Linked DNA regions of Mus musculus: all the other regions are linked to region 2. The links are chromatin loops, found by intact Hi-C in ENCODE. Cell type or tissue: left cerebral cortex. All regions are shown on one strand. Each heading gives the region's core, and the rest is flanking DNA. Links, peaks and the distances in the headings are about the cores only.

Region 1 (5,395 bases), core at 100-5,099, 290 kb before region 2:
CATGAAAACCACCCCAGATACCATGTCAGAGCTGGGAACAGTGTGGACGAGGAAATGAACTTTAATAGATGGAATCTGATTATTTAGCAATAATTGAAGATGGAGCACTGGGCACAGCACACTTAGAGAAATAGTTTAGGAAAAGAATAAAATTTAGAGACAATTCAGCCTCTTGCTAAATTAGCATATTATTCATTGGTTTGAGATCTCCAGATATATCAATCCCTTAACAGGTTTTGCAAAGTCACTTAAAATCTGGCCAAGGTACTCTCCCCACTTCTGCCCATTCAAGTTAGGGTGAGAGCACTGTCTCAGCTTCCTGGTCTTCACTGCTTTCTATATCAGATCACCTGGTACCTTATTGACTTGAATACATCTGCCAGATTCTCTGTTGTGGAACAACTCGCTGGATATATCGTTGATGGATATATCATTTTTCAATAGATGAACTAACTTAGAACTAGAGCACTTTATCCAGCTTCACCTGGCCTCCAGAACTACTCCTCAAACACTGGGGTATTACGTGTCAGCATTTTGCTGCCTCATAAACCTTTTGGTTTTCTTCTTGGAGAGTCAACAATTATATATATATATATATATATATATATATATATATATATATATATATATATATATATATACACACACACACACACACACTATATGGACAACTATGGGAATTGCTCTTCTATATTTTTCCCTCCACAACACTCCACAGGGACCCCTTGTCATGGGGACTGCCCCACCATTTAAAGTATAAAATGATACATTCAGAACTGCTTTTTGTGACTGTTCCAAGGAGTGGTTCATTTATGTACACAGCATGGTGAACTTGTGTGCACATCGGTCCTCTGCGGCTGTGCTGAAGAAAGCAGGCGAATCTACTCCTTACCCCATAGGACGAGGCTGTATCACAGCATCATGACACCATGCTCAGCCTGGGCTGCAGTGTCAAGTGCAGCCCAGACATCATCAAGTACACGTCAGCCTGCTGTGGGGATCAACATTGTCTCATAAAAGACCACAGGGCAAGCAAGTCCCTGGAAGAGAGCAGCAGATTAAACCTACAGGTCCTGCCAAGTCAAACACAAACGTTTTAGTTATGAGCAGATCACCTTAGAATGGCCAGAGATCCTGGACACCAGAGGGTAGCAAAACAAGAAAGAAAATGTGAGCAAACAGAAAGAGATACTGTGAGAAATACAGAGGCACCTGATCTCAGAGTGGAGATGTCGAGGAAGACTTTGCTCAAATGGTCATCACTTATAGAGGTAAGCACAGTGCTTGAGTCATTAATAGTCCAAAATACTCTCAGCTGTGATGAGAGTCCAGCTTCCCCTCCATTTCATAAGTGATGGAACTCAGGCACAAAAACTTTCAAGTGTCCAAAATCACTAAACTATGAGCGATGAGATGTAAGGTTCAAACATAGGCCTATCTAATCTAGAGCCTATGCTACTAGCCACAAAGACTGCTCAGGCCCCGTCCAACTCTAACTACTCTGAGATTCCTAGAATATTGAAATAGTAAGAAAAGGATTACATAGTAATTAATGGAGCTGAGTTCATCACCTCCCCTTTGTCCTCCAGTGGAATCCCTATGCTTGTGACTACAGCCCATCCAACCAAGTTTCAAGTTTGCGGTGTGTCAGTATGTATGTGTTCATGGATCTGACAGGGCTGGTTCACTTCAAGTAACCAAGTATGTCTTTGGACAGCTCTTGTCAAGATCCATAGAAGCGCCAATTCCAAAAATATGTTCCTTTAGTGGTTTTTTAGGGTTCTCTGCTTTGCACGGATTGACAATGTGGTAACAAGAGACATTCTGGAGACTGGATTTAATGCAACCATATGCTAGACAGAATGAGAACCCATATTGCAGCAGGCCAGCCGGTACATTTCCATGTTAACAGAAGCTTGATTGCAAATTACATTTAGTCTCAACAGCTCAGTTCACTGCACACAGATGCCATGGGGGACTGTAAAGTTAGCGAGATGTGGGGGAGTACGACTAACATTTTTTTTTTTGAAAAAAAAAAAAAATCCTTTAGCTGATAGAATGCCAAAAAGCATCAGCGCTGATGCTCAAAAGAAAATGCTTCTATATTTGTTTTGCCAGAAAAGGAAAAAATAATCATTGTCGCGAGTTGTTAGTCAAATTATGAATACGAGCGTGGCTGGTAATTGTCTGATAATACAAACAGTGATATTAGGGCTGTCAGATGCTGCACACATTGCATGACAGCTAATGCGTACATGCTCTCTGAACGCGGAGGAGCGCCACTGATTCTAACAGTCAGGGAGGCAGAAGGGCAGTGATTAAGGGAAATGTCGCTGGATTCTGGCCTCTTGTCCAGAGCTGGAACTGAGTCAACTTCCTGAAGTGTGGTCAACATCTCTGTGCTGGGGAGAATCTGTGTAATTGTGGAAAGACACAGTGTGGGTTTGAGCTGCAAATTCGTCTCATTTGCTGCGTAGCCCTGAGTAACCTCTATCCTCATAGGTTTTTCCACTTCTAAAACGGGAGTGATAATTTTCTGCCATGTTGTTGTCCTGGGGTTATTGTGAGGGTCTGCTCAGGGCTTTGGTTGTCAGCGTAAGTAAACCACATGGTACTCACTGAAACTGGAAGTTGTCTGGCTGGCTAAGCTTCTATTTGCTATGATTTTAAGAGCAGAGCTGGGATGCTCTCTTGTCCATTTTCTCGTGGCTGGAATCAATTTTTATTTAAATCTAAGTACATCTTTTAATTATAATTAGTCACTATAATTCCCTTTCCAAGCATTTGATCAGAAAGTACCGCTCCTCTAGATGCCTCGCGGACTTGTTGGCTCTGTGCCTCACCTGCTCAGGGGGGCTTCTGATAGCTTCTGAGCAAATCCTGTCGTGTCCTGCCACATGTGTATAATGTCTCCATTCTCTCCATCTCCTGATTCTGCATATTGCAGGCCATGACAGAGATAGTTTGTTAAACAGTGTATGTCTTCCCAGGACGGCTTGTAATTAAGTATGGCCATGACTAGGTTGTAACCAAGAAAGAAGACAAGAGATAAGATAGAAAACCTCTAGACCTCACCTTGAGTACGACATAGAAGGAAAGAGATGGGGGAGCAAAGCCAACAATGAAGGACCCCCAGGCTTCAAGTGACTTCCTGAAGGTTTAGCTCATCCCCCACGAATTGGGCTGAGAAGAGAATGAGGAACAAAAGTCCACTTTCCTAACCTCCAAAGTCAGTTGACTAGCTATTAGAGTAGCTGCCTCACCTTAACATCCAAGTGCCTTCAGGTTCACACAGGGCTCTGATACCAGAAGCAATAGCACACGGTGTGGTAGGCATAAAAGAGGATACCCTTACTCAGGCCAGCATCTCTGCCCATGCCATGCCTGTCCTACCACCTTGTGAGAACCCTACTGACCATTTGTTTGAGTTGAGGCCAAAGCTAGTCCACACCGGGACTAGTCCAGCACAGCCAATCAACAAGGAGTTCTGTTCTCAGCTGAACCTGGATGCTTATGTCAAGCAGTGCTTTGTACAGCTTAAAACACCTTTCTGGGGTCTACTGTCACATGGCTGCTGCTGTTGTTCACCATTTCGGTTTGGGCCTTTCCTTACACCGCCCCCCCCCCACACACACACACAAACATTTGTAAAGCTTCTCAAGATGGCTTTTGCTGTCATTTGCCGGATTTTTGCATACTTCTCAGTCTACTCCATTGACATTTGAATTGGCATTGGGTCATTTGATCAGTGAACTCAGAGGAGATTCTCAGAGTTTTCCACGGTGGCTTCAATGCTGACAGCCATGCAAAGAGAGTCTCTGTTAGGAAAGGGAAGCCTGAGTTTGAGTTCTGGCTCTTTGAATATAATGAAACAATCATTATTAGTCAGTCTGTCTCTGAAATAGGTATAAATGAAGATAGGAAAATCAGTCCTGGAATATTGCTGGCTTAAACCACTTTGTTCAGAATTTCATCTGTGTCCCTACCCCAGTACCTGATATGTGTTAGGCCCTCGTCAAAGATGGCTGAGTTACCGAATACTGTTTTAGAAATCAAATAAGGTAATAAACAAACAAACAAACAAAAACGCTCCATAAATTCTGCAGTAGAGTATTCAGGGAAGTGTTATTATGGCACAGATGGGGAATTCATGGACTGTCCCCAAACTGAAGAGTTACTTGGCTATTTTAAGATGTTGGAAGACACTTTCCCAAGTGTATTTCAAGTGTACATCAGTTGTGTGGTCCAGTGCTGTAATGCAAATGAGGCCTGTAAGAGAGGCAGTGTGCTATCTTATTAGAGGTAAAAGGAAGAAAGGCCTGGAATGTTCCTTAGTAGAAAGGCATAAAGCATAAGAGAGGAATCTTGTACTTGCTTGTTAAAACAAATAAGATTTTTTTTTCCTGCAAAGGAATCTCTCCTTTGGAATGTAGACTTGAAAAGGAATGTTGCTCCAAAGAGTGACTATTGATTTCCTAAGAGGTTCCCTATTTATTTATTTATAGTTTCACCAGGTCTGCAAAATGACTCGAGGCAGAATTTGTCAAAAGTGACCCATCCAATTGACAATGTACTAATCAAATCCTGACCTCAAAGATGGTGGTTTAAGGAAAAGTGGTATGGTATGTGCAAACCTCACTACGCATGACACTCAGAGCTAGTCACTTTCCTGACACAGCTTTCCAATCACCGAAGGACTGAGAACAGTGGCCTCTGGCAAGAAAAAAATCCAACAGACAACAAGAAAGGAGAAGGGAAGGTGTACCCACGTCCTGCTTCACCGTGGCGCTTCTCCCTCTGGTTCCTGCCATTTCCTCATCTAGCTGCTTCTTTGCCTTCACATTCTGACAAGTTCTCTTTCCTAAATGCATTTGTTGTTGTCCATCCCCAAAACACTCAATGGAAAGGATTCGAGCAAGTCTAATAGTCTTCTAGAAACTCCTAGAGGGCCCATCCGTCCCAACAGGACTCAATGCAATGCCTCACACAGACAGCTACTTGGTAATGTAGGACGTTGATCAGTAGGGAACCTCTCCTTAGGAGTTCCTCTTTCCCAAAAGCCCTCTCCCAGGAGACTCCTGAACTATATCTGTAAATATGTTGTCATCTCTCTTTGGCTTCCCTTTTCCCATGTTTCCAAGGCAGTAGCAGCAAAGATTAAAGGGGGCTGGGCACACTGTGTAGAACGATAGGTTGCTTCATTGTAGAGAGTTCATCGGGCTTCAGTCTAAATTATCCCATGTTGTAAGGATATGAAAGAGACCATCAACATGCCACACCCTGGGTTCACAAGGAAGAGAAATACATAGCTCCCATTTCTTAGAAGACCTTAGAATTGTTGGCAGATAGACTCAAATACACACAACCAGCATGTAATTTTTAAATTACAGTAAAT
Region 2 (5,395 bases), core at 264-5,263:
ATGAAGTTTTGTTTATATTTGAATTATATAAATTAGCTTTAAAATACAAAAGAGTAGAGCTGGGAGATGTCTCACTTGGCAAAGTGCTTATCAAGGAAGCACAGAGACCTGCCTTCATTCACTAGGACTTAGGTTTTTGTTTTTTTTTTAAAGCTAGGTGTGAGGGACTGGAAAGATGGTTTGTCCATTAACAGCACTGCCTGCTCTTCCAGAAGACCCAGGTTCAAATCCAGAACACACATGGCAGCTCACACCCTTATGCAACCCCAGTTCTGATAATTCAACATCCTCTTTGGAGAAACTGCTCCCATGTGGTACACAAACATACATATTGCCCCAAACCCATACACAAAAAAATGAAAAATGCAAATTCCCAAAGCCAGGTGTAGTGGCACATGTTCTAACCTAGTGCTGAGAGGTAGATCCATGTGGCTCACTGGCCATCAAGTCCAGCTTACTGGTCAAATTCCAGGTCAACAAGAGACCGTATCCAAACAAACAAACCAACCTTTTGATTAAAAACGAACATTAGTATAGCTACTCCTTAAGGCTCAGAGAAGTGGTTTGTCATTTTAAAGCCTGTAACCATGTTGAATGGTAGGTCTTCCAAAATCCTTTTCTTGGATGTGTCAGAATCCCTGAGAAATGGAGGGAGGTAAAGCTACCTTCATGCCAGGGGCAAATTAAAAGATCACAGAACTCCAGTGAGACTATCGTGAGAGGGGAAGAAAGAATAGAATTCCTTTCCTTCCGAGCCAAGTCCAATCAGAGAGCTGTCTTTACAACATCTTCAAGGCATAGTCTTGTTAGGGCTTATTCACGTGAGAACCGCAGCAAGCCTGACATACAGTCAAAGAACTGCTGCTGACTTCAGGAGGCTGGGTTTCAAAGTCTAAGAATTAAGTGACATTTGGTGTCCTCACCTGCTAAGATTGGAAGTGTCTCCATATATTTTTAATAGTTAATTGAGATCCCATATGTGGGAGGAAGGATTTAGTTCTGGTATGTAATGCTAGCTTTAATGTTGATCTTATATAACTTTTCTTCATTAAAAAAAGTAATCTCCAGGCCTTTATCTCCACCAAAGAAAATCTAGCACCAGACATGGGCATTAACTGTGCATGCACAAGACCTCAGATATCTCCAGAGCAGTCAGCAGGGGAGGCAGAATGGAGAATTTCTATGCTACACATCTTAAGGTGATCAGGATTTGAATCTATGACTTCTACACCAAAGGCAAACAAGATTTTCTCTAGTTCACACTTACTGCTAATCAGTAAGTTTCTTCTAGCTCCCTGTAGTGGCCATCCCACAAAATGCCTTGGCTCATCATTAGCATCCTGCCGTCCCAGAACACCTCACAAATATATAATTTGGGGCTTCTTGTCCCTTTTCACATTATTTAGCAGGATGCTGTCACTAGGAAGATGTTTTTTCCCAGTATTACTCTCATTGATGAAGATGTCACATCCAGGACCCTAATGACATCCTTTCGTCTGTGTTCCCTAGCCCCAATCCAATCACTGGGTGCCTTCCGAAGTGCCAAACTTGTGGTGGCAAATGGTTCAAGAAGACCAGATGAACACAAGTGAAAAGCCACTGTTCATTGCTTCTGTGCTGCACCTCTGCCTTTGAGAGCAGAAAATGAATACACAGTGATGGAAAAGGAGGGTCTGGCCTGGACCTCAGACACTGATTCTCATGTCATGCTGTCTAAGGCCCACCTCTCATCATTCTTGCCAGTGGCAGCCTGTATCATTATTTGTTTCTAGGCATTGAAGACTAATACGTTATCAGCCTCTATAACAGCATGCAATCATAACAGGCCTGCAAAAAGTATTTGTTGTATGGAGAAGAAAATGAACTGCATTAAATAAAGTAACATCTTAGGTGTGTTTTAGTCTTAGGATTAATTGTTTTCATCTCAGCAAGAGGGTATCTCTCAAAAAAATGTTAAAACCTCCCCTAAGAGCATAAATGATCTGAAATTATTCATACACACAGTCAGTAGGGCAACACCCTTTTGCTTAACGCCATCTGATTATCAATGGTAATTGACCCATCTAGGGGAACATTCTAAAATGTGAGTTTAAGCAAAGCTCTTTCCAGCTATGTGTATACACAGTAATGACCACCTGTGTGCACATTGCAGATCAGAATTAAACCACCCTGAATCATCCATTAGAATCATGATATGCGAGCAGAGACTAGAAATGTTCTTAGTACCATTCTGCTCACGTGCCTGTTTTCTGAAACCCAGGACTGCGTGGTGCTTATTTTCTTCCTGATGTGTAGATTGCAATTATTTCCTACACTACAGCCATGAGAGGTCTGAGCCAACCACCAGGGTCATGGAAGATTTCTCCTTGTTCATATGCATGTGACAGAGAAGCTTCTTTGAACCAAACTTGATCTCTTTCAAAAGAGTTAGAGTTAAGCCTCTAACTCTTGGGAGTGGCAGTGGGAACAGCCAGAGGGCGGTGAGCTACCTCTGATCCTCTAGAGATCATTTGAGCACATTTGGCAATCACTTGGCTTCTGTTGAAAACAAGTCCTTCTAATTACACTTCTGCCAATGGAAGACAAAAAGGCAGCACTTGGGCTTAGAAAGGTCACGGTGACATGCCAGTGTCAGGGCTGTGATTGTGGTTTCCTATTGAGTACAGGCCCGCTGATGGGAGAGCCACACACCCGGCTGAGGAACCCATTCACGGGAATGGAATCTCAACAGGCTGCAGAGCGATTTGCTGTTCTCCTAAACGGTATCTCGCCTGTAATAATTTTTGACACTAGAAATAAAATACTAACACGTTTTGGTTCTTCTTTCTGTACTCTGCACTACATTTAGATGAGCTAGGTAGGAAAGGCTCAGTGAATGCAGGGTTTCTTCCATGCTACAGGGTTTTCCAACTGCCTCAAAGACAAAGGAGGCAGAACATACAGATGTTTGCTCCTTGCTGCACAGAGTTGTGGACTAACTCCTTTGGTGTCTCTGGAATGCAAATTTTCTTTCACAGTTTAGCAGTCTTTTTTGGATTTCAGCACAGTGAACTAACACTTTCCTGGATTCCAAGACCTCCAGAGAACCAGATGGATGAGAGGAACTGGGAAAAAGAACCCACACTGTTTGAAAAAGGTATGAATTTCTCACTCTGCATTTAGCCAAAAAGCTCTGAAAACTAGAAGAGCGAAATCACTTTTGGTTTGTTCAAATGCATGCCATCCCAGTTGTTGGTGGGGTGTAAGAAAAGAAAAGTCCAAAGTGATTTGGTGGTTTGGAGTCTGTGTTCAGTTTTAGCTGGGAAGCAGATTTTAACAGAGACGGTGTGTTTACTATCAAAGGAAAGAAAGTATAGAGGAGATTGCTCAAGAGATCATTCTGAGTGTCTGTGCTCTGACACGAGGGAAGGCTTTCGAAGGCCAGCTCTAAGTGGACAGTTTGGTCCTTCTGGATCCCTATGGGACCTTCCCTTTGCAGACAGGTATCCCATTCTCCAGTCTTCGCTCAGAAACCAACCCAAACTTCTCTGTGTTCTTGCTCTTCATTAATTGGGACCTCTGCTCTGAGATTTTCCTTTCCAAAGGTCAAGGGCGTACAGCTGTTACCTCTGTTACTGTTTTCTCCATTCTTCTGCCCTTTCACACAGCGGTCCTGTATTCTTTAAGGCAGTGACCTGCATAGAGTGTTACCTCTTTACATGAAATCTACAAAGAGGGATACAGCAAAATGTACTCCATCATCCTTTGTGACACGTGCTGAAGAGCTGGGCTACTGAGACAGACCTAGTCAATGGAGTCTTGTGGCTCTGGATGACTCTCTGCAGCACACACAAAATGCTTTTCTCTTGAATTGCCACAGGATGGTTCTACATCAGTGTTATTACATTGAAGAGTCCACCTTTAGTTGGGGCACATCAATGAGAAGCCCTACTTGTTCCAAGGTAGCTGATCAGTAGTCCAGGCCTCTGAGAGGCCTCAGTTCAGAACACTCAGCACTGTCTATGACCTAGAGCTTCCTGGCTGAGAGACTACCAGACCCCTGACCAACTGGATATAGGAGGGAAAAAGATTGCTTTGTGACCAAAAATTTTTTTTTTTATCAAGCAGTTATGGTGGCTGTCATATTAAGACAGCATAGCTTCCATATATGTAAAAGCTGTTCAAAGTTAGACATTTAAACTTATTTTATGTTGGTGGCACTAGATATGTTTCACAAAACACAGTAGAAATTGTTTGGTAAATACCCAAATGAATGGCTGAATGTAATAATGAATGAAAAATACACATGGAAGTCTCATGATCAATGGACTGTAAATTCCAAAAGAGAGTTTTATTCAAAATGACAGGGTATGCTGAGTGAAAATACTGACAAACCAGAAGGTAAGAATACATATCAGACTTTCCTTCTCCATAGAGTGGGTGATGGGGTTTTCAAGTCTTGCAAGTCATTATTTATTCCAGGAAACAACATGAGCATCCGGGTGCAGGATCATGCATGGTGATTCATTCTCTTCCAGAGCACCTACTGCTATTCTTTGTTTGTTTGTTTGTTTTGTTTTGTTTTGTTTTCGAGACAGGGTTTCTCTGTTTAGTCCTGGCTGTTCTGAAACTCACACTGTAGACCAGACTGGCCTCAAACTGAGAAATCCACCTGCCTCTGCTTCCCAAGTGCTGTGATTAAAGGAGTGTGCCACCACTGCCCGGCAACCTACTGCTATTCTTAACATCTTTGAATGCGAAGACAACAACTTTCATTAATAGGAAAATGGATAAATAAATTAGTGGGAAAAAAAGAGAAGAGAACTTTCTTGAATTTTTTTTCAATTAACAAAAGCAATATATTTCTTTAGCTGCATAACCAAGAATTTATAGCAGTTAAAAGTTTCACAGAGGACTAGGGCAGTGTATTAGAGTAAGTGAGATCTTGGTCTTTATCTGTGCCAGTCGGTTTGGTGAGTACATTTCCTGCATAGCACCCCTAGTTGGTGAGGGCTTATCTAGCCTGAAATTATCATTTCTAGGGACAGTAGACTCTTTTGGAAGGTATCCATTCTACTGGCCCACTTAATTGTTAGAAGATTATATTTAATCTTCCTTCTGTCCTCTATAAGCAAGTCTGTTGCTTTTCTATGCAACAACCCTAAAGAGTACTGAAAATATTGTCTTTTTTGAGCCTTCTCTTGGGATAACTACCTGGAATCTTTCCACCCTTTCTTATGGGCTATTTCTGTCTCTTATCCCCCCAACCACTATTCTCAGCACAAGTTCCAGTTTATCTTGGATCCCTTCAACACATGGCGCCCAGAATAGAACACAGAACTGTAGGCTCTAGAGCTAGTGTGTGTCCTGCATACCCCTGCCTAAGTAGTGCAGTCACAAATGGCATTTAGGTTTC
Region 3 (5,395 bases), core at 81-5,080, 78 kb before region 2:
TCTTACATGTTGGTGTTGGATCACAGCAGAGCTATGCAGCTGTGTTCCATGAAGCCAAGAGATCCAGGCAGGGAACACACAGGCTCCATCCTGGCAGATGCTCGGGGAAAGAACAAAGAAGCAGAACTTGATCCTTGATCCTCTGTAGCTTGGAGCAGTTCTGTTGTTAAGTTTAGTATGTTGGGTTTCCCTATAAGATTTTATTTGAAAGTCACAATAAGAGAGGAAATCAAAAAGAAAGGGAGCCAAGGAGAGCGTGAGGCTGGATGGTCTCCAGCCTGTTGCAGGCTGGCTGCTGTTTTCTGACTCACCCCAGTGTTCTGCCCACACTTTCAAGAACCACTTCCCTTCCTCTCTGCCACCATCTCAGGGAAGAATCCATAGCGTACGTAAGCCCAGAAAAAAGCCACTGCTTAGATCTCATTTCCCAGCTCTGAAGAGTGCTGGCTCACAGAGAAGAAAATTGGGGGATTTTGTGGGCTGAGTGGGAGGAGACCTGAGGCCCAGGGCTGTAAATCAGGCTTGGAGGTTTGGATTCCCAGCAGCCTGACCTTCAGACACCCTTCCCTCCTCCGGATACCTTCATGCTCACACTCAGGCACAGGGAAGCATGCCCAGCTTCACACTGCCCCTGGAAGCAGGGCCCACTTGGAAGAGCTGTTTTGATTTTTCAGGAAAAATTGCTCATAGCCAAACTTCCCTCCCCAAGACCAACACAGGCAGGGATTTCCTACGTGCTTGAACAAGGAATATTCTGGAAGTCTGTTGGCCACCGTCTGGCCAAAAAAAAAAAAAAAAAAAAAAAAAAAATTAAAACACAACAATAATAATACAAAAAACCCCACATAGCTAACATACCCACCTGAGGTAGAGTATCATATATAATTTTATTTTTGTTCCCTAAATAAGCCCTTCTGCTGCCAGTCTCAGTACATCTCAGATAGGCCTACTTGCCCATTGCCGACTCCACATGGCATGTCTCTCAGTTCCCCAATCCACAAATCCAGGAATTTCACAAGCTTGGGAAGTTGGCACACCAGAGAAACTGATTTCTTTTGCCCTTGCACAATTCCCCTGTCGATAGAGTGCGTCTTTCTGACAGGAAAGAGTTGGCTGAAACTACTAAACCTGTGTGGGGTGCTGGTGTGGGAGTCAAGGGTGCAAGTCCCTGGTCTTCCCTCTCTGTGGTCACCAGCGAGTCGCTTCCTCCTTCTAGGCCTGCTTAAAGACAAGGCTCCTCCATTCAGGTAGTTTGTATGCATAGCTTTCCTTGACCAAGTCTCAGCTGAAGGCAATGTGGAATACCTCGGCGGAAAATGATTCCGGAGATCGCTAAAACATCTGTTGTCGAAATCAGTCTTGCTTCCGGCAGCAGAACAATCCCTCATCCCCCGAAATCCCAGTGTGTCGAAGGTGAGGCTTGTAAGGACCAACTCAGAAGGTGAAAGCTCTGGTAGCGGTTACACCGCAGGTCTTGGAGCAGAGGCCGGTAAGTGCAGGTCTAGAGGGGCTCCTAAGAGAGCTTTTACCTAAATTAGGATTTAAAAGCCATGAACTTCTTGGACAAGGAAGAAAAGGAACACAGAAGAAGAAATATGGAAGGCAGGGAATTGGGGAATTTTCAGAAAGAGTCCCCCCAATGACTACAAAATGTGGGCTGAGAGAAGGGGCACAAAGTGGTGTTCCCTAGGAACATGTATGTTCGTCTAGACTATCGATTCTCAACCGTCCTAATCCTGTGACTCTTTAATACAGTCCTCCCTTATGGGTGGTGATCCCCAATCATGAAGTTATTTTTGTTGCTACTTCATAACTGTAATTGTACTACTGTTATGAATCGTAATGTAAATATGTGTATTTTCTTATGGTCTTAGGCTACCCCTATTTAGGTACCATTCGACCTCCAAAAGGATCACGACTCTTAGGTTGAAACATGTTGGGCTTTAGGGCTTACATTTTTTCCTCTCAAAAACAATGAGGAGGAACTACTCCAAGGGACCACGTTCGTATTTTAGAAATCTTATTCTGGCTGTCTTGTACGACCTGATTTTGAGAAGGAAGATAAAATAAAAGAGAAGGCAGGGAGATCCTTCAGGGAGCAAGGAGCAAGAGGTGACAGCACCCTGTGCATAATGGCAATGAAGAAGAGGAAATGAAAAGTGTGTAGTAAGGGCTGTTACTGAATGAGCGCTCCCATCTCTAACTTTCTAGGACTCCGCAGCTAAAGAAATCTGAGCAGGCATCTCACCTCCCATTTTTGCCCGCCCCTCCTCCCACCTCCCACATTCTGTGAAGTCTGGCTGGCCCCTCCCACTCCTCCCCCATCTCAGGCAGGAGGCTTAGATAATAGGTGTGGCATCGGGCCCAGGCATTCCCACCGTCTTCTCCACCATCACATTCTGCTGCTTGAGCAGTTGGCCGCCTCCATGAGTGTTAATTGGAGAGACATCTGAAGTGACCAGACTGGTTATGCAGCCGCCATGATAGACACACTCCATCTGCTTCAACCAGGCGCTTCTCAGCGCACAGGGAGGCCGGCCTGATTCCTCTTGCCCAGGGCTTGTTAGGAGTTACACTCAAAGTTAGCTTCCTCGGCTTTGAAGTGGAAACTGCTTCAAAAAACATCAAGTACAGACATCCTTCAGTTTGGTGAGGAGGAAATTAAGGCCCAGTCTTGCCATAGGTTAGATGCAGAGCTCACAGCCAGGTTTCCATCTGTCCTTCAACACACTGGGTGTGACACTTGCTACGGCCCTTCTAGATCATGAGTTGACCAACTTAGTTTCCTACTATCACTATCCCTTCCCCACTCAGTGACAAGGGCTTGACCTTCACATGTCATTTTCCTTAGCAACTGTTAATTTCTTCAGCATTTTAAATGAAACTTATTTTATCATTTAACAGAGGGGATGTTAAAAGTCATCTACTCTAATGGTTCTGGCATGCTTTAAAACTTATTTGGTTAGTCTTGCTTTTAGCAGCAGAGGCTTTATCAACTCATCAAATAGAGGCTGGGAAAGGCCTGGAAAGGGGAGTGTTTGGGTGGCTATAATACTGAGTAACATATTTAAATATTATATAATACTGTATACTATATATATATGCCATATATATATACCATATATATATATATACATGGAATACTGAGTGACAGTCTGACTAGAGTAAGCTCTTTTAACTTCAAATGCATAACTTGCCCCAACTGTTCCCACAATTCCTGCTGCCACCCATCCCTGTCTCTGCCATTGGTAGGGGCAGCCAATATCAAAAAGTGAATAGATAACCCTTCTTGTTTCAAGCCCTAAAATCCTCCAGTAGAATCTTTCAATATGACCTAATCTTGGTATATAGCACTTTCTAGTTACTAGTATATAAATATGACATTCCCTGCAAAGAAATCTGTATATGCCCATTTTACAGAGAAAAGAGAAACTGTCCCTCCGGCAGTATGCAATGGAGCTGAGATCCACATCTCCATACCCATTGCCTATCCCAAGATTAATTGGCCAGTGAGTGCTGCTGTACCTGTTCATTCCGGAAAAAGAACTACAGGTTCAGGCCAGCTTTTGAACTATTTTCTAATCATGAATAACAGAGAACCCCTGTTGCTAAGCTGCAGCATTTACAAATAACCCTGGATCTCTGTTGATTGTACTTCATCAACAAGGGAGATGGAAGCCATTAAGGAGGTCCACCTGGGACTTGTAATTAAGTCGGAGCAAAAGTACTTTGAGGAACTAACAACAAAAGAAGGAAGTCGTTGTCCTTCTGAAAGTCAGAATCTACTTCCTTAGAGTCTGAGAAGGTCTGTTTGTTTAGACCATCCAAGTCAAAAGCACAGAGCTGGGCGGTGGTGGTGTACACACCTTTAATCCCAGCACTTGGGAGGCAGAGGGAGGCAGAGCTCTGAGTTCGAGGCCAACCTTGTCTACAGGACAACCAGGACTGCTACGCTCTCCGGTCGAGTCAACTGGACAAGCCAAAAGGCTTAAAAGTCACTCATGAGGCAAAAGAGTTTCAAGGAAGCTCTCCTCCTGGAGTCTAGCGTTCCCTACCCATACAGTAATTTTTTCATTCCCGCGTTCCATTCCCGCGTTAGTCTAGTGTATAGATCCACGTGCTCTCTTTCAATATTTTCCTATTATAAGTGCTTTTTAAAATTGAATTCTGACATGGCTTAAGCCTTCCACCAGTGTTGCAACAGTCCAAGGGCATCCTTGACCAAGATCAAGGGTTTAGAATTCAGCAAGATTGTAAAAGCTAAGTCACTCCCTTACATAGGAATTTACCATCACTTAAAAAGAAGGAAGTTTCAGACCAAAGGAGAAACTAGAATAGATACTATAGCAGAGTTACACCCATACACACGTATTTACAATGGCCTAAGGGGAAGGTGGACTATACAAGAGACTAAAATAGGAACTGTGGCAAGGACGCGAAGCCCTTGACCCTGGCTTCTAAGATTAGTGAATTTTAGGTGGAGCCCTTGTTGATCCCAGCTGTTATCAATGTATTCTATCCTGGGTGGTTCCCGTTAGACCTTTTGTGTTTACATTCCTCTGTTTTATGTAAGATTCCAGTTACCTCAATTGTACCTTGCTAATATGTCACCCAACTTCCTTATTGTCCTCTGCATAAAAAGCCTGATGCTCGAGTTGTAAAATTACACTCAGATTCCACACGAACTCTCCTGTGTGTGTGTCTGTCTGTCATTCATCCACGCTTTGCCCACCTGCATCGAGAGACCCCGTTTCACGCAGACACAGGGACCCAGAAGGTCTGCGGCACAGGACTACACAGAGAAACCCTGTGTCAACAGAACGAAACAAAACAAAACAAACAAAAAAGGAGGGACACATAATTATGTATGACAGACAATGAAATCAAAAAGGGGCTACAGATGGGATACCAGGAGATCTGACAGCTGATCCTGGTAGGCCCAGTCACCAGCTGGGCAGAGGCAGCTCCTCCTCTGTCTGAGAGTGATAAGACCATACCCGAGGAAAGCTCAGAACTAGGTCATCCCTTTTGTGTCCCAATAGACACTTTCACATTGGATAAAAATCTGCTATTGTGGTCCTGATGGAAGAGATGTACTTTTTATGAGATCATCCTGGTTTTTACCATGCAGCAAGTAAATTGCTTGATAAATGACAGCTGTCTGGTTCTTGGAAGCAAATAGCAACTTCCCATGTTAATAATAGTGAGGAGACAATAAGAAAAACAGCAATAATTATTCATGTAAATATTATATTAAAATAACTATTATTACTTTAAGGGCAGAACATAAAAATAGCTTTTAGTCTGCAACATCCCTTATTGATTATTATCACATTTGCTTCCACAGTACTCATAGGAGGTAGGCAGGGAGGAGCAGGCATCAGAAGAGACTGGA

What was found. A loop is a pair of places that touch in the nucleus more often than their neighbours do. Peaks named below come from ENCODE experiments on the same cell type or tissue, not always from the same donor. Only the 100,000 strongest peaks of a DNase experiment are listed, where the experiment ranks them.
Region 1: it touches region 2 in a loop (8-fold over the local background); 4 of 42 quality-filtered maps call a loop at or near these places.
Region 3: a loop joins it to region 2, with 4 times the contacts of the local background. A loop is called at or near these places in 5 of 42 quality-filtered maps.

What each region holds. Positions count from the first base shown.
Region 1 is chr16:25,252,300-25,257,694 of GRCm38, reverse strand. No RefSeq gene overlaps it. Among named protein-coding and RNA genes, the nearest start is that of Tprg, 32 kb to the left of the region's middle. In left cerebral cortex, for the core only: no CTCF peak of the experiment used is centred there; DNase peaks (open chromatin) are centred at 1,866 and 2,260.
Region 2 is chr16:24,958,780-24,964,174 of GRCm38, reverse strand. The region is part of intron 10 of Lpp (LIM domain containing preferred translocation partner in lipoma); the gene reads right to left. Among named protein-coding and RNA genes, the nearest start is that of Gm52245, 20 kb to the right of the region's middle. In left cerebral cortex, for the core only: no CTCF peak of the experiment used is centred there; DNase peaks (open chromatin) are centred at 3,100 and 5,226.
Region 3 is chr16:25,037,096-25,042,490 of GRCm38, reverse strand. No RefSeq gene overlaps it. Among named protein-coding and RNA genes, the nearest start is that of A230028O05Rik, 20 kb to the left of the region's middle. In left cerebral cortex, for the core only: no CTCF peak of the experiment used is centred there; DNase peaks (open chromatin) are centred at 328 and 2,382.